Regions from separate parts of the Homo sapiens genome. Here regions 1 and 2 are each linked to region 3. The links are chromatin loops, found by intact Hi-C in ENCODE. Cell type or tissue: mammary epithelial cell. All regions are shown on one strand. Links, peaks and the distances in the headings refer to the core of each region. The heading gives the core; the rest is flanking DNA. Region 1 has its middle 21 kb from the start of LINC01702. Region 2 overlaps SLC35D1 (solute carrier family 35 member D1). Region 3 has its middle 15 kb from the start of C1orf141.

What was found. Hi-C counts contacts between places; a loop is a spot of excess contacts. Peaks named below come from ENCODE experiments on the same cell type or tissue, not always from the same donor. Only the 100,000 strongest peaks of a DNase experiment are listed, where the experiment ranks them.
Region 1: it touches region 3 in a loop (5-fold over the local background); 11 of 110 quality-filtered maps call a loop at or near these places.
Region 2: a loop joins it to region 3, with 17 times the contacts of the local background. A loop is called at or near these places in 99 of 110 quality-filtered maps.

Annotation. Positions count from the first base shown.
Region 1 is chr1:67,496,809-67,505,357 of GRCh38, reverse strand. No RefSeq gene overlaps it. Among named protein-coding and RNA genes, the nearest start is that of LINC01702, 21 kb to the left of the region's middle. RefSeq lists an enhancer at 4,569-5,072. In mammary epithelial cell, for the core only: a CTCF peak has its summit at 4,728 (motif pointing right); a DNase peak (open chromatin) is centred at 4,747.
Region 2 is chr1:66,991,743-67,000,291 of GRCh38, reverse strand. It overlaps SLC35D1 (solute carrier family 35 member D1), which reads left to right. Exons shown (of 12, transcript NM_015139.3): 12 at 1-942. Among named protein-coding and RNA genes, the nearest start is that of SLC35D1, 58 kb to the left of the region's middle. In mammary epithelial cell, for the core only: a CTCF peak has its summit at 4,062 (motif pointing left); a DNase peak (open chromatin) is centred at 4,051.
Region 3 is chr1:67,145,363-67,153,911 of GRCh38, reverse strand. It overlaps a transcript of IL23R not described here. Among named protein-coding and RNA genes, the nearest start is that of C1orf141, 15 kb to the right of the region's middle. In mammary epithelial cell, for the core only: a CTCF peak has its summit at 4,569 (motif pointing right); DNase peaks (open chromatin) are centred at 4,591 and 7,181; H3K27ac peaks cover 1,502 bases.

The sequences.
Region 1 (8,549 bases), core at 453-8,452, 350 kb before region 3:
AGGGAATTCTCCAATCTCAGCCCCCAGCTACACATGTAGCTGGGACCACATGTGTGCGCCACCGTGCCCAGCTAATTTTTTGTAGAGATAGGGTCTCGTCATCTTGTCAAGGCTTGTCTCTAACTCCTGGGCTCAAGCAATCCTCCCAAAGTGCTAGGATTACAGGAGTAAGCCACCACGCCTGGCCTGAATTGGCAACTTTTTGGCTGTGTTGATTTGTTATCCCACGGGCAGTTTTTTGTTTGTTTGTTTTTGAGACGGAGTCTCGCTCTGTCGCCCAGGCTGGAGTGCAGTGGCGCGATCTCGGCTCACTGCAAGCTCCGCCTCCTGGGTTCACGCCATTCTCCTGCCTCAGCCTCCCAAGGAGCTGGGACTACAGGCGCCCGCCACTATGCCTGGCTAATTTTTTGTATTTTTTTAGTAGAGACGGGGTTACACCGTGTTAGCCAGGATGGTCTCGATTTCCTGACCTCGTGATCTGCCCGCCTCGGCCTCCCAAAGTGCTGGGATTACAAGCGTGAGTCACTGCGCCCCCATGGGCAGTTTTTGAGAATTGTCCCCATTGTTTCATATTTTGCTACTCTTGGAATTTTCAGACTTTTTAATTTTGGTGAATCTGATGGGCATATAGTTGTGTTACCTTGTGGTTTTTAGTCACACTTCTGTGGTTACAAGTAAGGTTAAGCACATTTTCATATGTTTCTTGGCCTTTTGAATTATTTTTCTCCCCTTTTTAACATTGTTTTGAGATTATGTCTTAGTTTCTGTAATCTAAACTGTGTAGATAAGATCTTACATATTTAATACAGCATATTACCCCAGTAAAGATCAGAGAAAAAAGTTTACTGTTTCTAAGCCTATGTTAAATTCTGAATAATGCCAGGTTAACATAGCATAGGTGAATTCTTTTTCCAAAGTTGACAGCACAACTAAAACTAACATTTTTATATTTACCTATAAAAATACAACCAACCTCATTCTTTAACCTACAGAAATCTGATTTCCTCATCAACTTTCTTCTTAATGTGTTTTCTAAAAAGTTTGCACTAATTTGCTGTAATCAAATTGTCTCTCATACTGTTCATTCTTTTTGACTGCTCCATAGCATTTGACCATTTATGTCTCCTCTCTTCTTTAAATAAGCTCTCTTTTCTCTTAGTACCCGTGATTTTTTCTCTTAGTACCCGTGATTTTTTCTCTTAGTACCCATGATTTTTTCTGTTAGTTTTCCTCCTGATTCCCTGGAGAAACATTCTTTGTCTTTTTCTATGGTTCTGCTCTCTGACATCCAATGAATGTTGGTGTTTTCCAGTTCTCCATCTTTAGATCCTGTAATAGATAACATTTAGGGTATTTTCCTGGCCTGCAGGCCAACTCTTAATCCCTCTTCCTGGGAATATCCTTCTCCTTCTCCCATATCCACGAGAATGAGCCTTTAACAGGTTATGTTGGCACTGCCTTCCTGGCCTTAGCAGATTGACCCAGGGTGGACAACTGACCAAAGATGGGCCAGTCAGATTCTTGCTCCTTAAAATTAGGAACTACGACCCAACATCTTGTTAAGCTCTTTGGGTGGAACTATGGCATGAGAAGCTAGGAGCCAGAGGCAGCCTCATTCTATCAAGTTAGGCTAAGAAGTGAAGGAAGCTGTCAGGGAGAGAACAGAACAATGCATACAAGTGTAGAGAAGCAGAGACAGGAGACAGTGAGAATCCCTGGCACAACGTTTCAGTTGCCCGGCCTTTTAATGGCCCATGACATTCCCACCCTTGGCCTCCAAAAGACAGTCACAGCTCCATCCTCATTTCAAGTTTCCCATTGTGTTCAGGCTCACTCAACATGGGACTGCTACTTGCAAATTTAAGTCCCAACTGACCTCTTCTCTTCTACTCACTATCCCTGGATGATTTCATTCACATGAGAGCTTATTCCAGAACCCTAACTTACCCAGTTAAAGGACACCATTGCTTTGTATTTCTTGAGAAGAGAGCTCAACAGCTCAAGAAAAATCCCAGCTAATGCACCTGGTTGGACCTTGCCTTATCTCATCTCGGACTTGAGGCTTTTCTGCCGTGGCTTTCTGACCAAGAAATCATGAGTTCTGTCTTTCCTCTTTGGCCCTGCCATCTTCCCCCAGCTTGGTAAGCTTAGTTTAGTTCCCCAAACTGATGCCTCTGATCCAGAATTTTCTCTTAGCCTGGCTAGTTTGACTCAGCACCTGCCTCAGCAAGAAGAGCCATGTTCTCAGCTATGGCCCTCACTGGCTGTTCACTCATATTGGCACCTGTCAGCACATGTTCTCAGAACCCAGTTCCTTAACACTTCTTAGGACAAAGCCCACTCCAGAAATAGCAGACTCATGGCAAGGCTGCCATTTCCTTCTATTACAGTGACAGAAATATTAATGAATTGATCATATCACCATTTCTTGCTGATGCTGGACAGGACAACATCTCAGAATCTTTCAGCACCAACAAAGTATCAATCAGAGTTGAGTCCTGTTAGTGTGAGAGAACAATGACATTATTGGAAAGGAAGAGACATTTAGAGAACTATTGGGGGAAATGTGTTGAATTCCACTTTTAGCATGTAGACTTGAAAAAGCACAATTTTCTTTTTTCTTTTTTTGAGAGAGCATCTTGCTCTGCTGTCCAGGCTAGCATGCAGTGGCACAACCATGGCTCACTGCAGCCTTGACCTCCTGGGCTCAAGTGATCCTTCCACCTCAGACTCTGAGTAGCTGGGACTACAGGTGCGTGCCACCACACTTGGCTAATTTTTTGTATTTTTTGTACAGACAGGGTTTTGCCATGTTGCCCAGCCTGAATTCCTTGGCACAAGCAATCCACCCACCCACCCACCTCAGCCTCCTAAAGAACTGGGATTATAGGCATGAGCCACCATGCCCAGCTGAGAAGGAATAATTTTCAAATGTAGCAGTCTCATAGGCAGCTGGAACACCAGGACTGAAAAGGAATGGGGCTGAGGGGTCGACACCTTCCTTCCCACATTGAGATCTTTCTGCAGACCAGGCTTGCTTCTTTCAGCTGTTGAAGACAGCTTCTTTCAGTTGGTCAATGACCTCTGTGTCTCTGCAGGAACTATTTGCTCTTTGCATAATGTAGTGGTTAAAAACTCAAGTATTAGAGCCAGGCTTCCTGGGTTTGAATCCCAACTCTAACATTTACCAAATGTAGGATTTCAGGTGATTTACTTAGCACCCCACCTGCCTTGTACCATGATTTCTTCATTTGCAAACTGGGATAGTAATTATCTGTATCTCATTGGGTTATTGTGAGGATTCAATGAGTTCATATGTGTAAAGGCTTAGAACAGTTCTCAGTAAATGTCAGTCACCATTATTATCTCATAAGGAGATTATAATATAAGCTTCTTGAAGACCCAGTTGGTGTTCTTCATCTTTTCCTGGCACAGAGATGGTGCTGAATAATAATGAACAGCACAGGCTTTGCAGTCCCAGAGGTCAAATCTCAAATCAGTATTCTACTCAGTAGCTGGGTGAGAATAAGTGTCCTCCTTGTAAAACTGAGATAATAGGCTGGGCATGGTGGCTCACGCCTGTAATCCCAGCACTTTAGCAGGCTGAGGCAGTTGGATCACGAGGTCAGGAGTTCGAGACCAGCCTGGTCAACATGGTGAAACCCTGTCTGTACTAAAAATACAAAAAATTAGCCGGGCGTGGTGACCGGCACCTGTAGTCCCAGCTACTCAGGAGGCTGAGATAGAAAAATCGTTTGAACCCGGGAGGCAGAGGTTGCAGTGAGCCAAGCTCGAGCCACTGCACTCCAACCTGGGCGACAGAGCTAGGCTTCGTCTAAAAACAAACAAAAAAAACACCTGAGATAATAATACCTACTTTGTAGAATTGCTGTATTGAATGAGATAATGTATGTAAATCTCCAGGGACACAGCAAACCTTAAAAAATGCAAACTCTTATTATCCGGGCTAGGTATAGTGTTGTGGGTGTGGAACCAGACTGCTTGGTTTTGAATTCCCGTTCTGCTATACAGTTGCTCTGGGATCTTGGCAAGTTACTTAAGTTCCTTGGACCTCTGTTTTTCTCTCTGTAAAGTGGGAATAATGGTAATAGGGTTGTGGTGTGGCTCAAATAAGAAAATGCATATATTGGCCCAGAGCTTGAGCCAATGCCAGCTTCTTATGATTTGCTTTATAAATCGATGAAGTGTTGAGAAGGTGTTTTAAAATGCACTTGCTAAAGAACAAAATCCATGAGCTCCATAACTGCAAAGACCCATCCTGAAGTCAGATTCTTATTGAGCCAAACCTCGAAAGCAAAGATAGCTCTGAAAGGCAGTAGCCAGGGAACTAAGCCCCTTCTCTAGGTAAGACGTGGGGACAATTAGCACCTAGAATCATAGGCTGCTAGAGCCAGAAGGATCTTTGTGGCTAGTTCATTGTGGGTTGTTTCCTCCTGAGTAATTGAAACCCAGGGAGGTCAGGGGACCCCACCCTAGTTGTGGACTGAGCCAGGACCAAGATTCAGGTCAGTTTAGTGGTTTCGTCACTGCAGCACGATGCTTCCCCATTCCGCAGCCCCCACCTGTGAAAATGAAGCTTGTAGATGCTGCCTATCGCCTGTTCCAAGGCGCCAGGCAGCCGCGAACTTCAAACTCCCCCTGGGCTAAAAGTTCAGCCAGAGCAGTAGATTCAAGCAAGAATGGTGTGGGATCCACTCTTGGCCTGTAGAGGGCGCTCTGAGCACAGGCCAGGGAGCTCGAGCCTGGGACGCGCCACGGCTACGTGGCCTCCAGGGCGAGTGAGGATGGCTGGCTGATTGCTTTTCGCGGGGCATGGGGAAAAGCCTTCAGCCCTTACGCCATCCAGCAGGTGAATGCACTTATGTCCAACAGTAGGTATCACACTTTTTGGTCTCGTGACTCTTTTATACTCTTATTATTGAGGATCCCAAAGAGCTATTGTTTATATGGGTTATATAGATATTTACCATATTAGAAATTAATAATGAGAAATGTTTAAAACATATACCCATTTAAAAATAGCAACAATAAATAATTAAATATTAGCATAAATAGTATTTTTGCAAAAAAAAAAATTTCCAAAACCCCCCAAAAATGCATTTTTTACAAATCCCTTTAATGTGTGTCTTAATAGAAAAGACCTAAGCCAGGGGCGGTGGCTCACGCCTGTAATCCGAGCACTTTCGGAGGCCAAGGCAGGTGGATCACGAGGTCAGGAGTTCGAGATCAGCCTGACCAATATGGTGAAACCCCGTCTTTACTAAAAATACAAAAATTGGCGTGGCGGCACGTGCCTGTAATCCCAGCTACTCAGAAGGCTGAGGCAGGAGAATCGCTTGAACCCGGGAGGCGGAGCTTGCAGTGAGCCGAGATGGCACCACAGCACTCCAGCCTGGGCGACAGAGTGAGACTCCATCTCAAAAAAAAGAAAAAAAGAAAGAAAGAAAAGACCTGAATTTTCCTTTTGCAGTGAGTCCCTATCAATTTCACAAGTCAGGTAACCTCTGAAAAACTCCACTATGTACTCTGAGAGAGTAAGAGTAAAAAATAGTTAAATCTTGAGAATTCCCTGAAAGTATCTCAAGGACACCACTCCGGGACATACTTGAAGAACTGCTGTGTACGAGAACGTCTATCTAGGCTAGGCGTGATGCCTCACACCTCTAATCCCAGCACTTTGGTAGACCTTGGCAGGAGGATCCCTTAAGCCTGGGAAATTGAGGCTGCAGTGAGCCATGATCATACCACTGCACTTCAGCCTGGGAGTCAGAGTGAGACTCTCTCAGCAACAACAAAAAACCTTTCAGCCAGGGATGGTGGCTTACCCCTGTAATCCCAGCACTTTGGGAGGCTGAGGCAGGCGGATCACTGGAGATCAGGAGTTCAAGACCAGCCTGGCCAACATGGTGAAACCCTGTCTCTACTAAAAATACAAAAATTAGCTGGGCTTGGTGGCAGGCGCCTGTAATCCCAGCTACCCAGGAGGATGAGGCAGGAGAATTGCTTGAATCTGGGAGGCAGAGGTTGCAGTAAGCCAAGATCGCACCACTGCACTCCAGCCTAGGCAACAGAGCAAGACTCTGTCTCAAAAAAATAAAAATAAAAATAAATAACTTTTATCTTAGTGTGATTTATAGAAGGGAGACTCTCCCCCGCTCCCTTCTCACTGCCACCAGCCTGCTTCAGACTTGGATTACATCGGTCAGACTTCAGAAAAAGCCTCAGAACTGGTTTCCTTGCCCCTGTCATCTCACCACCTCAATTTGCGAAGATACTATAATTTTTATAAAATACTGCATGATTAAGTTACTGTCCTCCTCAAAACCCTCAAATGATTCTTCAGTGCCTGGTCAATGAGGCTGACATGCCTGAAGGTCAGGCTCCATGATCTGATTGTAGCCCAAACTTCCAGGCTTCATTCACACTCAGGCCCATACGGGGGCCTCATGGGCCTGATGGGTTTGGTTCCACTTGTCCCTTCACTCGCAACACCTTCTGTCCCATCTCCTCCCATTCTCCTTTTGCTTTCAGACTCATGCCCCTTGCTGGAGATTTTTTATTTTATTTTATTTTATTTTATTTTATTGCCAGAGTCTTGCTCTTTTGCCCAGGCTGGAGTGCAGTGGCATGATCTTGGCTCACCGCAACCTCCACCCCCCAGGTGCAAGCGATTCTTCTGTCTCAGCCTCCCGCATAGCTAGGATTGCAGGTGTGCACCACCACACCTGGCTAATTTTTGTATTTTTAGTAGAGACAGGGTTTAACCATGTTGGCCAGGCTGTTCTCGAACTCCTGACCTCAAATGATCCACCCACCTCGGCCTCCCAAAGTGTTGGGATTACAAGCATGAGCCACAGCGCCCAGCCTGGAGATCTTTTACACGATTCTCAAACGGGGTTTGCCCTCCTACACAAAACCTGGTGTTCTGATGTGGTGCTTTTCATCCAGCTGTTGCCAGATAGGTCCCCAAAAAAGTTGCTTTGTCAGTTTCTTATTCCCACTGTAACAAAATGCCACAAACTTAATGGCTTTACATCACAAATTCATCTTATCGTTCTGGAGGTCAGAAGATGGATATGGTTCTTGGGGGCCACAGTCAAGCTGTTGGCAGAGCTATATTTCATATGGAAGCTCTAGGGGAGAATCAATTTCCTTGTCTCTTCTGGCTTCTAGAGTCCTCCTGCATTTCTTAGCATATGGCCCCTTCCTCCATCTGCAAAGTGCATCACTCCAACCTCTGCTTCCCTTCCATCCTCACCTCTCCCTCTTTCTCTGACTCAGCTGCCTTCCTCTTATAAGGACCCCTGTGATTACACTGGACCCACCTTACTAATCCAGGGTAATCTCCCCATCTCAAGGTCCTCAACTTAATTACATCTTCAAAGTCCATTTGCTATGTATTATAACATATCAGAGGCTCCAGGAATTAGGATGTGGAACTGGGTGGTGGACAGAGTGGAGGGACATTATTCAGTCTAACACAGTCATTAATGCCAAAAGATGAAAGTCAAAATCCACCCACCATGAGCTGTACAAGTTTAGCAGTCAGACATATGTCCCTACGTGGAGATAATATTCATCCAATTGCTTTGAAGATTAAATGAGATAATCTACATGAAGCATGATGACAGCTGCACAGTGATCACTTGCCAAGTGCCTGTGACTATTATTATTAGCCATTATTATGGCATTTACCACCAGGTGACTTAGGGTCCTCTTCACAACACCCATCATACTTCATAACTAGATATTTATTTTGGGTGATTGTTTAGTACTTGATGATTTTTTAATTGATTCTAAAGTACGTAAACATTACCTTAATGCATTCATGGGTAAAAAAATGAAGAAGACACCTGGGCGCGGTGGTTCACGCCTGTAATCCCAGCACTTTGGGAGGCCGAAGTGGGTAGATCGTGAGGTCAGGAAATCGAGACCATCCTGGCTAACACAGTGAAACCCCGTCTCTACTAAAAATACAAAAAAATTAGCCGGGCGTGGCAGCATGCCCCCTGTAGTCCCAGCTACTCGGGAGGCTGAGGCAGGAGAATGGCATGAGCCTGGGAGGCAGAGCTTGCAGTGAGCTGAGATGGCGCCACTGCACTCCAGCCTGGGCGACAGAGCGAGACTCCATCTCAAAAAAAAAAAAAAAAAATGAAGAAGACAAATTCCTGTTCTCAAGATTAAGGCCATGTGGATGAAATATATATGCTTTTATTAGGAACCAAGATAAAACTCTTTGTAAGGAGCACAGAAGAACGGTTTCTATCTCTTAAAAAGGATGGAAAAAGATGCTGTTAAAAAATAAATTCTTCTTACAAAAAAATTAGTTTGTTTAACGTATTTCTCTCATATTAGATAATGAGCTCAATATGGGCAAGGACTGTTTTACATACCATCAAATTCCCAGAACCTAGTCCAATAGCTCATACATAGTTAACACTCAATACATATTTGTGAAATTAATGAATTAAATCTAACTTTAGGCCAGGCGAGGTGGCTTATGCCTGTAATCCCAGCACTTTGGGAGG
Region 2 (8,549 bases), core at 215-8,214, 150 kb after region 3:
AAAAAGAAAGAAGGTCTTGCTCTGTCGCCAGCCAGGCTGGAGTGTAATGGCGTAATCATAGCAGCTCACCACAGTCTCAAACTCCTAGGCTCAAGTGATCCTCCTGCCTTAGCCTGCTAAGTAGCTACGACTATAGGCATGTGCCATTACGCCTGGCTCGTTTCTTCCTTTTTTTTTTTTTTTCTGGTAAAGACAGGGTCTCACTCTGTTGCCAGACTGGTCTCAAACTCCTGGCCTCAAGTAACCCTTCTGTCTCAGCCTCCCAAAGTGCTGGGATTACAGGTGTGTGCCACATGTCCGGCCAGGAAAATTATTTTCTATCTTAAAGAAACATAGTTACATTTTAGAATGTCAATTCAGTTAAATCTTTCTCAGTTTTTACCTTTAGATGGCTCCTGGAAAGGCCAGCGTTCCTTTTCCCCTCTCTGAATTGAAAGCACTTGACCCCATGCTGCCCCTGCTTCCAGGCCTGTCTCAGTTGTCATATATTGTGAGTCCCTGGCACCATTACTGTTTTCTAAGCCAGTCTTCTAGGTCTTACTTTCAGGATGCTGCTTCATGGCATGAGGATATAGTTTACAGTGTTGTAGTTTTTTTTTTTTTAAAGCTTTGTTCTTTAAAAATACTTTTTAAAAAGAAATCTACTGGTTAGATTTATTGTCTCACAAAAATGTTTTTAGAGATTATTTTTTTCACAAATGTTTTCTTTCTCATGCTGATGATCAACTGATTTTTGTCTACAGGTGTTAGCTTCTCACAGTATTTTTTCATTTTAGAGTCTATTTACCAAATGACCATTTTTAGTGTTAAAAGGTACTGAGGAATTGAGGTATGTAAATCAGGTGACATAAACATGAAAATTATGTGCCTAAATATTTTTGTAATGGTGTAAAATAAATACTTTTTCCTGAAAACAAGTATTAAAATTCCTTTGTAACTGCATACAGAGACTAATCCAGAGCCAGAAGTCTGCCCATATTTTAGAGGTTGGCATCCTGTTAGGTGATTGAGACTCCATATGTAGAAAATACTGTTTTATATACAAATGCTTTTATGAATAGTATGTATGACTGAATATCCAGTGTCTTGTGGCATACTTGTGGTAAATTAGAAGGAAGGAAGTGCTAATCTTTCTGTTTTCAGGGTATTTCAACTGCATTATCAGGTTTCCAAGCTCCTGAGTAGCTTTACTCATCAAGTAGAGGCATTTTGGTACAAGCAGACTCAGCAGAGGTGGAAGCACATTAAGGTGTGTCAGAGGGAGAAGCATATTAAACCTTTTTTAAAGAAAAAGATTGTGGTAAAATACACATAAAATATACCATCTTAGACATTTTTAAGCATACAGTTTAGTAGTGTTACATATATTCACATTGTTGTTCAACCAATCTCCAGAACATTTCCTTGCAAAATTAAAACTCCATACCCATTAAACAGAAACTCACCATTTTCCCCTCACCTCAGTCATCGATAACCACCATTCTTTATGTTTCTATGAATTTGACTACACTAGGTATTTTATATAAGTGGAATCGTACCATATTTGTCTTTTTGTGGCTGGCTTATTTCACATAGCATAACGCCCTTGATGTTATTCCATGTTGTGTAACATATGTCAGAATTTCCTTCCTTCTTAAGTCTGAATAATATTCCATTGTATGTGTACCATTTTGTTTATCCAGCCTTTGGTTGATGGGTACTTGGGTTGCTTCTACCTCTTGGCTATTGTGAATAATCCTGCTATGAACATGGGTGTACAAATACTTTTCAAGATCCCACTTTTTTGTGTGTGTTTTTTTAGACGGAGTTTCACTCTTGTTGCCCAGGCTGGAGTGCAGTGGCACCATCTTGGCTCACTGCAACCTCTATCTACTTCCCGGGTTCAAGCGATTCTCCTGCCTTAGCCTCTGGAGTGACTGGGATTACAGGCATGCACCACCACGCCCATCTAATTTTTATATTTTTAGTAGAGACGGGTTTTCATCATGTTGGTCAGGCTGGTCTCGAACTCCTGACCTCAGGTGATCCACCTGCCTCCGACTCCCAAAGTGTTGGAATTACAGGCATGAGCCACTGTGCCCAGCCAAGATCCCACTTACTTTTCTTTTGGGTATATACTCAGAAGTGAAATTGCTGTATCATATGGTAATTCTAATTTTTTTGAGAAACCACTAGACTTTTCCATTATGGCTGGCCCATTTTAGAATCCCACCAAGAGTGCACAAGGGTTCCAGTTTCTCCACATCCTCACCAACACTTGTTATTTTCTGTTTTTCAGATTGTAGCCGTCCTAATGGATGTGATATGATAATCTTGTTCTGGTTTTGATTTGTATTTTCCTAATGATTAGTGATGTTGAGCATCTTTTCATATGCTTGAGGTGATGTTTAGTTGTAAGAATTCTTTATATTCTGGATTTTAACCCCCTTAGATATATATGTCTAAGGAGATATATATATATTTTTTTAACAGTAACATATAATATATAAATAACAATATTTATATTATTAAATTAATATATATATTTAAGGATATATATATATTTAACAGCTTTCCTCCTGTTTTCTAAGAATTTTGTAATTTTATGTCTTTAGATCTTGAATATATTTTTGATTTCTGTATATGTTGTAAATACATATTTAACCCCTTTAGATATAGGGTATCTGCATATATATACAGATACATCTTTATACATCTCTATATCTGTGTGTGTATATATATACACACACAGATATATCTATATCTAAAGGGGTTATATATATATATATATATTTTTTTTTTTTTTTTTTAACACAGGGTCTCACTCTGTCACCCAGGCTGGAGTGCAGTGGCATGATCACAGCTCACTGCAGCCTCAATTTCCTGGGCTCAAGAAATTCTCCTACCCTAGCCTCCTGAGTAGCGGAGTAGAGGTGCATACCACCACACCCAGCTAATTTTTTTGTAGAGACGGGGTTTTGCTATTGCTGTCCAGGCTGGTCTCAAACTCCTGGGCTCAAGCAATCTGCCTGCCTGGGTCTCCCAAAATGCTAAGATTCCAGGTGTAAGGTGCTGTGCCCAGCCCCTTTATCAGATATGTTATTTGCAAATACTTTCTGTCATTCCACAGGTTACCTTTTCACTCCTTTGATTATATCCATTGACTTTGATGCACAGCAAAGTTCTAAATTTGTATGTAGTCCAGTTATTTACTTCTACTCTTGTTGCCTGTGCTTTTGGTGGCATATCCAAGATATGCTGCCAAATCCAATGTGAGTTTTATAATTTTACGTCTTAAATTTAGATCTTGAATACATTTTGAGTGAATTTCTGTATATGTTGTAAAGTAAGGGTCCAACTTCATTCTTTTGCATGTGGATATTTCATTTTCCCAACACCATTTGTTGAAGAGATTGTCCTTAACACATGTGTTTTAATCAACTTTAAAAAACCCTCTTAGAGTCTGATTTTTTTCTAATTTGTTGAAGTTAGAATTCATCTTTTTGATAGCTTCTTGTCTCACTTGGCTTCCTTGAAGCATAGGCTGTCAGTATTGGGCAACGCTATAGATGATGCACTGCTCAGAGGAGAAAGCACAGAGCTAGTGCCATTGTGTACCCACAGTGGGTCAGCATTTACCAGGTAACTTCAATTCTTCTTTCCTACAGTTCTCATCACTTGGGGCCTATGTATACATTGGTTCATCCATCCATCAAGCCAGACTGAGTTCACTGGGGCCAGCACCCATCCTCTACTAGAGGCCTGGCATCTACAGGTGAAGCTCAGAGAGGCACACTTGCCCGGTGTGGTCAGGGAACCCGCATTCAAACCCCCATCAGTCTGACTTCAAACACCCTTGCTCTTCGCCACCATGCTAGGTTCTCGTTTCTCTTAAGTCTGTCTGTAATAGACTTGGCAGTACCAAACTCATCACCGCTCTATACTTGTCAAATGTTATTTTTCATTCATTGTTCACCCACTGTGGATTTAAAGCTTAAGCATGAGATGGTGGCTGGTTTAATCTGAGAAGGCAAAGCAGCTATGCTTTTCCAGCTGTGCTAAAAGTGCCCTCTTGTGGCAACACCTGCTTTTGGCAGCTAAATGATGGAAAGCAGTTTAAGAGGAAGGAAAAGCAGTATTTACTGAGGGCCGACTATGTGTTTTCACTGGGTTCGGGCTAAAATGTGCCTTCTCATATTTGGTCCTTCCAGCACTTTACTGGTGCATAAATGGTGGCTTTAGCCAGGCTAAGGAATTTGTCCAACTTCACTCACATGAGAAATGTAAACCTGGACTTTGATTTCAAAACCCCTTTCTTTCTGAAGAATATATTTCATATACCATCCCTCGTTGTTAGAGAAAGAAATAGGAGGGTTTCATCAAGAGTGCTTTATCATATCTGCCTATTTATCCTTCAGATAATTTTTTTCGGTGAATATTTTTGAGGACAATGTTCACAAATGATGACAGAATTATGAAAGTATAGCTGAGATATGCATATGAATGTATGGGAGGAGGAATTTCATTCCACCTGGGAATGGTAGGAAAGGTTTCCTTGGAGAAATGGCATTTGAGCTGATTCCTGAAAAACAACTAGGATTTGCCTGAGAAAATACTGGCGGGGACAGCCCACCCACCTTCTAGGGCCTCTGTCCCACTCCTTGATTGGAGTGCATCTTTCGTTATAGTACGTCCCCTCATCTCTGTGGGTCTTCCTTGACCAGCCTATCTGAAATAGGCTCCCCTGCCCTCACCACACCATGTTCTCTTCTCTCCCTTATTTCATCCCCATAGCACTTCAAGCTCTATGAAGACAGAGGTTTTGGTCTGTTTTTTTTTTTTTTTTTTTTTTTTTTTTTTTTTTTTTTTTTTTTTTTTTAGCGTAGCAGGGCAGAAGCATGGCCTCATTTGCGTTTTAGAAAGATCACACCAGCTGCAGTATTTGGATTGTATACTGTAGGTCAGAGGTTGGCAAATTCAGATGTCTCACAGGGGCCAGGTGTGAATGCCTAGAGTGAATGGTGGGGCTTGGGGTACATACCTGCTCAAAGGCATTGAAATAAAACAAAAAATCTGCCAGCTAGACTTAGCCCACTGGCTACCAGCGTGACTAAGTTGAACTACTACAGATGAGATTTGCACTATGACAGGATCACTGGGATTGCTGCGTGGATGACTGTCAGGTGGGGATCACGGAAGGGCAGAACTGGAGGTGAATGCATCAGATAGAGCAGGCTGTTGTGCTAGTGAGAATGATGAGGTCCTAAAGTACAGTTGTTTCTTTTTACATAGAAAAGAAAAGGGATTTGAGTTATTTTAGGAATTATAATTAACAGGTGATAAGACTGTTTCTCTTTTTTTTAAAGTTGTTTCTTCTTTTTTTTTTTTTTTCTTTTTTTGCCTAAATGTGTGTCTTCAGGAGACCATTTTAACTTTGGGAACATTTTTTTAATTAAGCATTTTATTTAATTATTTTCAAGAAACCACCTTAAATACTTAATTAAAACTTGAGGCCTATATTGAAAACAGGTTTCCTGATAGTTTCCAGAACATTATTTGAAACACCTGTTTCCTCAACTAAGATTTAAAAATTTAATAATCCACTGTAGGATGCTGAATAGACTTCACCCATTATCACTTTGGATTTTTTTTCTTTTTTTTTTCTTTTTGAGACAGAGTCTCGCTCTGTCGCCCAGGCTGGAGTGCAGTGGCGCGATCTCGGCTCACTGCAACCTCTGCCTCCCGAGTTCAAGTGATTCTCTTGCCTCAGCCTCCCGAGGAGCTGGGGCTACAGGCTTGTGCCACCACGTCTGGCTAGTTTTTGTATTTTTAGTAGAGACAGGGTTTCATCATGTTGGCCAGGCTGGTCTCGAACTCCTGACCTCAAGTGATCACCCGCCTCGGCCTCCCAGACTGCTAGGATTACAGGCATGAGCCACTGTGCCTGGCCTGGATTTCTTAATATCTTATTGTTTTCATCAGCCATCAGAATTATGAGTTCAGCTTCTCTCTGGATCAAACTGGCAGTTCTCAGGGTGCTGCAGCGCTAATAGTGACAAAGTAGACTTAAGATGGCCATGTGACACTGACGGTGAAACTAATCATCTCACCGGAGTCGTCAGGTGAACGGAACCTTTCCCGAAGGGCTCATGGCCCACCTGTGCTAGGGCTGAGAGTCCAGTGCTGGACATGGCCATCCCATGACCTAATGAACATCTAAGCATGCATGCTTGCAAACCTAAATGTTTTTAAAGCTGATTTTGATCTACAAGAATGCTGATTGTCCTGCATTTTAGGTAAGCCAGTAAGTTTTGATCCAATTATTTTCACTTACAAAACATAATGGTGTACTTTCACCTAACCTCAATGCTTTCCGAGTATAAAAGCAGGAGGAACGTCTTTGAGGTGACTAACTTATGTTTCCAAGAGTTTTCCAAAAAGGTAATATTTGAAGTGTAGCAAGAAACAGAGTGCCTGCTATACCACAGTAAAAATACATTTATTGAGCCATTTTTACATGCTACACATTTTTTTTTAGCACCTTGTGTATTGACACATTTTAATCCTCTAAACAATCCTTTAAAGTTAGTCCTAGTGTTGTTTTAGAGGTGAAACAAGCATGGGAAAGTTTCATTGTTGGACAGTGGTATTTGTGAGACAGTCTTTGCTTAGAATATAAATTTGCCTTTCTGTAAAGCCTATCTTTTTCTCTGAGGTCATGGAGCTTCCTAGAACAAGCAGTAAAGTATATGATGTTTGAGGGTGAAAGAAATGTCACAGTACATATTATTTTATATCAAAATATATCTGAGTCCCCATCTTGCCACCTACCGGGAAATTCAGTCCCAGTTCTTTGCTAAGGTTACACAAGATCCAGGAGAATTGCCTGTGCGCAGAAGATACAAGAGGGACTCTTGTCTTCAGTCCATCATGGTCACTGCTGAACTCCTTAGTGACCAACTCTAAGGTGTCCTTTGAAGGCAGATGGTACAACAAATTGCAAACTTTGCCCTGGTAATAGTTTCTACTACTGGAAGTTCCAGTGCGTAGAGTCCAACCTGTTTTGTACTCCATGTAGTTATTCCTCTGATGTCTTTCTAGAGAATGAAGCTCACATTCCTGCCATTCTCAGAGCCTACTAACGTCTTTTTTCCAGCTGGGGGAATTTCTCTTTTCTAGAGTTCAGAGTTGTGGGAAAAAGCTAGGAGAAAGATTGTTTGCAAGCAACATGTTTTCTATTCTACAACACACATCTTCCCTAAACACAAAGACCTGACTTAGAAAAATAGGTAAAATCCAGATCATTGGAAAGAGCAAGTCTTACAACTTCTCAAGGTAGCTCAGTTTTATTTGTAAATTGGGGAAAATAACGTTGTGAAGATTGTTTTATAATTAGTGCTGTGCTTTTAATAGCAATCACTTAACAATGGTAGATAATATTTGCAATAGACTTGTTTTATCTGCCTAATAGTCTTTCTCTGTGACCAGCCTATTTTCCTTTTGAGGGAATGCATCTTCCCCAACTGTTGTAGCCAAATAAACCCAAAGGGTGCTGCCATCTTATGATGAAGACCTACCTGCCTAACCGCAAAGACAAGTTGGGTAAAGCGTAGCTAATAGTATCCTACTTTTCTGGCCATCGGGATTGACTGGACAAGGGTTAAGCCCATGGCTCTAGCCATGAATACGTGTGAGCCATTCAGTGCCATGAAGGAAAAGGATACAGGCATCCGACATTGTCAAAGCAGCTCAGTCTAAAGTTGTTGAACCTCGGACAAGTCATTTTTCCATTTTCTGCCTTGGATTTTCCCTTCTGTAAGACAAGAGGATTGAGTGAGAGATTCCAGAAGGACCGCATCTGGGCTTTGGCAGCCTATTCTCACTCACCGGCTTCATTTATAGGCTTCCGGTTGCTCTGCAGAAGGCTCAGAGTGTGCAAGGTTCTGTTGTTGCTGCTATACAGGTTAGAGTGCACCTGCTAATTTGTCTCTGCCAGTTATGTAGAAAGTAAAGGCAGTTGGGACCAGCTGCCAAGTGAGCACCAGCAAAAATTTGAAAGCCACTACAAGTTTGCAGTTCTGAAATCCACAGGGCTCTGAAAACCAAGCTTTTTCTTGTCGAATTTGGCTACAAAATCTGACCTGAAATTCATGTCAATACATTTTATTGTGGCCATATATCCAGCCATAGGTTTGTTCGAGAATGTGCTGTGATGTGTTTTGAAATACCGCTAGTCACAAGGGTTTTGGATAAGGGATTGTAGACCTGTACTATTACCTACCTGATCATTAGCCAGCACTCTCTAGGGACAAAATATTTTCCCTTTAAGGTATCCCATTTATAATCTCAACAGACCTACTGGCACATTGGTATCATCCTTATTTTACAGATGGCCAGTTTAGAGGTTTTGCTTACCACAGATTATACAGTAACGGCCAGATGAAGAGGAGAAATCTTGAAACGTGGCTGAATTTGGATGAGTGGGTATGGAAAAAGGTGGTATGATATAAAAAAAAAAGCTGTAAATATTTTGATTGGGAGGATTCTGAATAAAATAATATTTTAGGCTA
Region 3 (8,549 bases), core at 355-8,354:
CGCCTGTAGTCCCAGCTACTCGGGAGACTGAGGCAGGAGAATGGAGTGAACCTGGGAGGCGGAGCTTGCAGTGAGCCGAAATTGCGCCACTGCACTCCAGCCTGGGTGACAGAGCGAGACTCCATCTCAAAAAAAAAAGAAAAGAAACTCACTCAAAACCACACACTACATGGAAACTGAACAACCTGCTCCTGAATGACTCTTCGGTAAATAACAAAATTGAGGTAGAAATTAAGAAGTTCTTTGAACGCAATGAGAACAGAGAGACAATGTACCAGAATCTCTGGGACACAGCTAAACCAGTGTTTAGAGGGAAATTTACAGGACTAAATGCCAACATCACAAAGCTGGAAAGATCTCAAATCATCACCTTAACATCACAATTAAAAGAACCAGAGAAGCAAGAGCAAACAAATTCAAAAGCTAGCAGAAGACGAGAAATAACTAAGATCAGAGCAGAACTGAAGGAGATAGAGACACAAAAAACCCTTCAAAAAATCGATGAATCCAGGAGCTGATTTTCTGAAAAATTAACAAAATAGACCGCTAGCTAGCCAGAGTAATAAAGAAGAAAAGAGAGAAGAGTCAAATAGACACAATAAAAAATGATAAAGGGGATATCACCACTGACCCCACAGAAATACAAACTACCATCAGGGAATACTATAAACACCTCTATGCAAATAAACTAGAAAATCTAGAAGAAATGGATACATTTCTTGACACATACACCTCCCAAAACTAAACTAGGAAGAAGTCAAATCCCTGGATAGACCAACAAGAAGTTCTGAAATTGAGGCAGTAACTAATAGGCTACCAACCAAAAAAAGCCCAGGACCAGATGGATTCACAGCCAAATTCTATCAGCAGTACAAAGAGGAGCTGCTACCATTCCTTCTGAAACTGCTCCAGACAATTGAAAAGGAGGAACTCCTCTGCAACTTATTTTATGAGGCCAGCATCATCCTGATACCAAAACCTGGCAGAGACACAACAAAAAAAGAAAACCTCAGGCCAATATCCCTAATGAACATCAATGCGAAAATCCTCAATTAAATACTGGCAAACCGAATCCAGGAGCACATCAAAAAGCTTATCCACCACGACCAAGTTGGCTTCATCCCTGGGATGCTAGGCTGGTTCAATATACACAAATCAATAAATGTAACGCATCACATAAACAGAACCAATGAAAAGAACCACATGATTATCTCAATAGACGCAGAAAAGGCCTTTGATAAAATTCAACATCCCTTCATGTTAAAAACTCTCAATAAACTAGGCATTGATGGAATATCTCAAAATAATAAGAGCTATTTATGACAACCCATAGCCAATACCATACTGAATGAGTAAAAGCTGGAATCATTCCCTTGGAAACTGGCACAAGACAAGGATGCCCTCTCACCACTCCAATTCAACATAGTATTGGAAGTTCTGGCCAGGGAAATCAGGCAAGAGAAAGATATAAAAGTATTCAAATAGGAAGAGAGGAAGTCAAATTGTCTGTTTGCAGATGACATGTTTGTATATTTAGAAAACCCCATCGTCTCTGCCCAAAAACTCCTTAAGCTGATAATCAACTTCAGCAGTCTCAGGATACAAAATCAATCAAAATCACAAGCATTCCTACACACCAACAATAGACAAGCAAAGAGCCAAATCATAAATGAAGTCCCATTCACAAATGCTGCAAAGGTAATAAAATACCTAGGAATACAGCTTACAAGGGACATGAAGGACCTCTTCAAGGAGAACTGCAAACCACTGCTCAAGGAAATCAGAGAGAACACAAACAAATGGAAAAACATTCCATCCTCATGGATAGGAAGAATCAATATTGTGAAAATAACCATAGTGCCCAAAGTAATTTATAGATTCAAGCCTATTCCCATCCAACTACCATTTACATTCTTCGCAGAATTAGAAAAATCTACTTTAAATTTCATATGGAACCAAAAAAGAGCCCGTATAGCCAAGACAATCCTAAGCAAAAAGAAGAAAGCTGGAGGCATCACACTACCTGACTTCAAACTACACTACAAGGCTGCAGTAACCAAAACAGCATGCTACTGCTACAAAAACAGTAGACATATAGACATACAGACCAATGCAACAGAACAGAGACCTCAGAAACAACACCACATATCTACAACCATCTGATCTTCGACAAACGTGACAAAAATAAGCAATGGGGAAAGGATTCCCTATTTAATAAATGATGCTGGAAAAGCTGGCTAGCCATATACAGAAAATTGAAACTGGACCCTTTCCTTACACCTTATATGAAAATTAACTCAAGATGGATTAAAGACTTAAAATATAAAACCTGAAACCATAAAAACCCTAGAAGAAAACCTAGGCAATACCATTCAGGACATAGGCATGGGCAAAGACTTCATGATGAAAACACCCAAAGCAATTGCAACAAAAGCCAAAATTGACAAATGGGATCTAATTAAACTAAAGATCTTCTGCACAGCAAAAGAAACTAGCATCAGAGTGAACAGGCAACCTACAGAATGGGAGAAAATTTTTGCAATCTACCCATCTGACAAAGGTCTAATATCCAGAATCTACAAGGAACTTAAACAAATTTACAAGAAAAAACCAACCCCCTCAAAAAGTGGTCAAAGCATATGAACAGACATTTCTCAAAAGAAGACATTTATGCAGCCAACAAACATGAAAAAAAGCACATCACCACTGATCTGCAGAGAAATGCAAATCAAAACCACAATGAGTTACCATTACACACCAGTCAGAATGGTGATCATTAAAAAGTCAAGAAACAATAGATGCTGGTGAGGCTGCGGAGAAATAGGAATGCTTTCACACTGTTGGTGAGAATGTCAATTAGTTCAACCATCGCGGAAGACAGTGTGGCGATTCCTCAAGGATCTAGAGCCAGAAATACCATTTGACCCAGCATCTCATTACTAGGTAGATACTCAAAAGAATATAAATAATTCTACTACAAAGATACGTGCACATACATATGTTTATTGCAGCACTATTTATAACAGCAAAACATGGAACCAACCCAAATACCCATCAATGATAGACTGGATAAAGAAAATGTGGTACATATACACCATGGAATACTTTGTGGCTTTAAATTCCATCTATATGGAGATGACACTCAAATTTCTATATCCAGCTTGATCTCTTCTCTGAATTCCAGGTTCATATGACCCAACTGATTCAACATCTCTATCTGGATAACAGGCATTTCAAACCTTTTTTTTTTTTTTTTTTTACTTTAAGTTCCAGGATACATGTGCAGAACGTGCAGCCATAAAAGAAAATAAGATCATGTCCTTTGCAGGGACATGGATGGAGCTGGAAGCCATCATTTTCAGCTAACTAACACAAGAACAGAAAACCAAACATCACATGTTCTCACTCATAAGTGGGAGTTGAGCGATGAGAACACATGGACACAGGGAGGGGAACAACACACACCGGGACCTGTCAGAAGGTGGGGAGCAAGGGGAGGGAGAGCATTAGGACAAATACCTAATGCATGCAGGGCTTAAAATCTAGATGACGGGTTGATAGTTGCAGCAAACCACCATGGCAAATGTATACCTATGTAATGAACCTGCACATCCTGCACATTTATCCTGGAACTTAAAGTAAAAAAAAAAAAAAAAAAAAAAAGTTCGAAATGCCTGTTATCTAGATAAGATGTTGAATTGGTTGGGTCATATGAACCTGGAATTCAGAGGAGAGACCAAGCTGGATATATAAATTTGAGTATCACCTGCATATAGATGGAATTTAAAGCCACAAGCATGAATGGGATTACCAAGAAATTAGATATAGACTATAGATAGAAAAGGAAAGAAGTTCTAGGATTGAGCCCAGAAAATTCCTATGTAAAGATATCAGGAAAAATAAACCTAGGCATTTCTTTTTCTTTTCAGCTGAGCAACTCAGAGCCAAAGCAATTTTTCGACTAACTCTCCTTAAGAGGGTTACCAGAAAATTTTTGTATTTATGATTGGAAAAGTAGTTAACTGTATATACCATGAAACTATGGAATCTTGAGACTAAAATAGACCTTAACCTAAAGGATAATAAATTCAACTTGTTGGTTTTTCAACAGCAAATACTCTGAACTTTAAAAAACTAGCTTACTGGGTCATTCATCCAATTTCAACTTACGGATTTAATTTTAGTCAAATTATGGGAAATGATTGAAAAATGAACCTCCAGTATAAAGTAGGTAGCTTAGAGTACATATGGACATGTTCAGACAAAGGAGGAGGATCTAGTTCTCACTCAGGGATTTGGGCAGGGGGACCACTTTAATTCCACAAGTATTTATTGAGTGTCTATAACATGTAAGACACTTGATAGAGTACTTCGGGAAATACAAACGTGAATGAGACCCTGTCCTGTTCTTCAGAAAGATTACAACAGAAAAAAATGGGGAATAAGAGAAGCAAAATGCGATTAAGAGCCAAGGAGAAGCGGAGACAGGTCACGGAGGTTCAAGCTGAAGTGTGGAATAACTGCAGCTAGGAACTCTAAAAAGCCCCTAGGTGTCACTCTCCGCCTCCTGACTTCTTTCTCACTGCAAATCTGCTTTCCCCACGGGGTGGCCAACGAGGCTAACAACTCCCAGGTCTCACACTTCAGACTTTCTGCCACAAGAAAGAGTGCTCAATGCTCCCCCTCCAAGTACAAAATGCTGAGAAGAGCTCCCAGGGGCCCATTCAGCCTCTGGACTAACTGATGACAGGAAAGAGGATCTGATAGTGTAAGAAGAACCTGGTAAATTGTGTGGGAACCCTATGATTGGGAGTGAGTGGGCTGGGGTGGGAGGTATATCAGTTAGGTTATTATCACTACAATGTTCTATAACAAAGTGCCCCAACTAGTGGTTTAACACCACTATCATTCATTTTCACGGATCTGACGGTTGGCTAGGGCAGCCCTGCCAGGCAGTGATGACTAGAGTGGCTGTACTCCATTCTAGTGGAATAGTGGGTCTTAGGAACCCAGATCTCACTCCTCCTGGGCCCCTAAGCTAGACAGGGAACACAAGAGCCTCTGAAGTTTAGGTTCAGAGCCGTTCTAACACTGCTGCTACTGCCTGACCAAGCCATTGGTCAAAGAAAGTCACATGACTGGACACTAAGTCAAGGGGAAAGAAATACCTTCTGCCCACAGTGAAGCTATTGTTTAAAGTGGGGGACAGGGAAGCAGGAAGGGTAGCGCCAATCTTTTAATCTACCACAAAAGGTTAATGTGAGAAATAATTCTCAGAAGATAGTGAGAGACAGGACTAGCTGGATTCCCTAGGCCGACTAAGAATTCCTAAGCCTAGCTGTGGAAGGTGACCACACCCACCTTCAAACACGAGGCTTGTAACTCAGCTCACACCTGACCCATCAGGTAGTAAAGAGGGCTCACTAAAATACCAATTAGGCTAAAAGCAGGAGGTAAAGAAATAGTCAAATCATCTATCGCCTGAGCGCATAGCGGGAGGGACAATGATTGGGATATAAACCCAGGAATTCGAGCGGGCAGGGGAAACCCCCTTTGGGTCCCCTCCCCTTCTATGGGAGCTCTGTTTTCACTCTATTAAATCTTGCAACTGCACACTCTTCTGGTCCACGTTTGTTCTGGCTGGAGCTGAGCTTTCGCTCGCCGTCCACTACTGCTGATTGCCGTTGTCGCAGACCCACCACTGACTTCCACCCCTCTGGATCCGGCAGGGTGTACACTGCGTTTCTGACCCAGCGAGGCGCCCATCGCCGCTGCGGATCGGGCTAGAGGCTCGCCATTGTTCCTTCACGGCTAAGTGCCCAGGTTCATCCCAATCGAGCTGAACACTAGTGGCTGGGTTCCACGGTTCTCTTCCGTGACCCACGGCTTCTAATAGAGCTATAACACTCACCACATGGCTCAAGGTTCCATTCCTTAGAATCCATGAGGCCAAGAACCCCAGGTCAGAGAACAAAAGGCTTGCCACCATCTTGGAAGCGGCTTACCCCATCTTGGGAGCTCTAAGAACAAAGACCCGCCAGTAACAAAGGGATGTCGGGTAAACAAAGTAATAGGTATCCAATGTAGTATTATTACATTGGATACAAACACAGTAAAATGAAGTAGCTAGTAGATTTTATCAGTTCCAAAATGCTAGAGAGAGCAGTACGAGAGAACTAGTTAGCCCCTACAATCTTTTTATTTTTTTTTTGACAGAGTCTGCTCTGTCGCCCAGGCTGGAGTGCAGTGGCATGCATGATCTCGGCTCACTGCAACCTCTGCTTCCCAAGTTTAAGCTATTATCCTGCCTCAGCCTCCTGAGTAGCTGGGATTACAGGTGCCTGCCAACACGCCTGGCTAATTTTTGTAGTTTTTGATAGAGACAGGCTTTCACCATGTTGGCCAGGCTGGTCTCGAACTCCCGACCTCAGGTGATACACCTGCCTCGGCCTCCCAAAGTGCTGGGATTACAGGTGTGAGCCACCACATCCAGCCAGAAAAAGTATTTCTATCCTTCTATTGTGCTTATATTTGCAATAGTCCAAAGTTTTTTTAATTGTAACTGACAGAAATTCAACTCAAACTCACTATGTGAAAAAATGGGAATTAATGGAAGAAGAATGGGGCCTGTTATGGAACTGACAGAATTTCTGTGGGGAGCAGGTAACTTCAGGTATGTCAGGGAGAGAAACTTCAGACTTGACAGAACCAGCACTCACTCTTGCTTGCAACATCCACCTCTCATCTGCTTAAGTCTTTTGGGCCTCATTGTCTCCTCTAGGTGTTTGCCCCATGGAAGCCCAGGATTACAACCTTCTCACTCAAGAAAGAGTCCCTTCCTAGAAAAAAAAAATCTCAGAGAAGGACTCTGAATGTTCTGTCTTGGGGCCTGTACTCACCCGTTAGAACAATTCCTTTCCCTAGAGAACTGAAGTTCTATGATTGACCAGAACAAGATCATGTGCCCATCCCTATGGACCGGGGTGGAGTGATGTTCTATAACCAGCAGTCCAACCACAACTACTTGGAAAGGGGGAAGAGCAATTTCTCCAAGAAGAAGGGTATAGCTGTTAGCAGATAATCGTGAAGATAGGGGAGGTATCCTGCACTGATAAATGTCTCTAGTCTTAGATTTACTTGTCTGGACATGTTGAACATCTTGGTTTCGGTCTTCTCTGGGCATGTCTAAAGATCTGGTAGGGTTCATATTCTTGGATCTGATTACATGAAATACCTTGGAGTTTTCTTGCAAAGACTTGAATCCAAGGGAAGAGAATGCCATGGCACAGAAGCATGCCTAAAAGATAATGGGCCAGGATAAAAGGAGTAAGGATTATGGGTGTAGCACTATTTCTGTCTGTCTGTCTATCACTTTTATATTATTTATTGGACCAGTCCCCATCAATTCAGGCCTGAGTCCTAGAGTGAAGGGGGTTCAATAAAAATATGGGTAAATATTAAAGGCTGTTTCACAGTGATCTCTGTGAGACTCTAAAGGGCAACAGATCAGCAGTATTCATGACAACAGTTCTGTGGTAACCTGAGACCACACCCGTGTAGAGATCTGCACCCTCAACATCAGGTACCAGCGGCATTAGCATAGACATCGACAGGCACTGTGGCAGTGGCAAAGACTTTACAAGTCCACAAAATTATCACTTTTGATATTGCATGCACATAAGACATGATCACATGAACCCACAGTAGGAGAGGAATTGACTGGGCTCAGCTGAGAAGCTCTTTTGGCCTACATGATGTTGACTGAGGCTGCAGTCATCTGTTACTCAAATGGTCTGGAATATTAAAGATGGCTCATTCAAAGGCCTGGGAGTTCATGCTGACTGGCACCTGGGAAATCAGCTGGGGCTGTTGACCCTCAGTTTTTCTCCACATGGCTTCTCTGTGCCTTGGGCTACTCACAGCATATTGGTTGGTTTCCAAAAACAAATATCCCAAAAGGAGAGAAGTTGGAAGCTGTAGACACCTGAAGCCCAACCTTAGAAACTACAAAATATCACTTCTGCCACATTCTATTGATTGAAACCAACCACAGAGCTACCCCAGATTCAATGTGGGAATGGTTTCTACAAGAATATGTGATACTGGGAGGCATGGTTCATTAGGGGCCATTTTGTAAACAAGCCACCACAGCCAGAGAATGCAGTTTTGTGACTATTTTAATGATCCTGTTTTCCCCGTAGACTATCCAGGAAACATATTATTATTAAAATGTTATTCACTCAGTTATATATTCATTAATTCGGTCAACAAATATTTAGTTATCTAATGTATGCCAAACACCGCACAATAGTGAAGATGTTAAAGTGAATATGACATGGTCACTGAAATGAACATAGACATGGGAACAAACAGCAACAATGCAATGGTATGAGGACCAGAAAAGAGGTGGGAAGAGGGCACAGGAGCACAGAAAACAGGCTTCTTTTGATAATTAAATTAGCTAATTTACACAAAATACTTAGTGTTAAGTTCATACTTAGTGTTAAGTATTCATCCTACCATATTAGGGTATGGTAGACATTCAATAT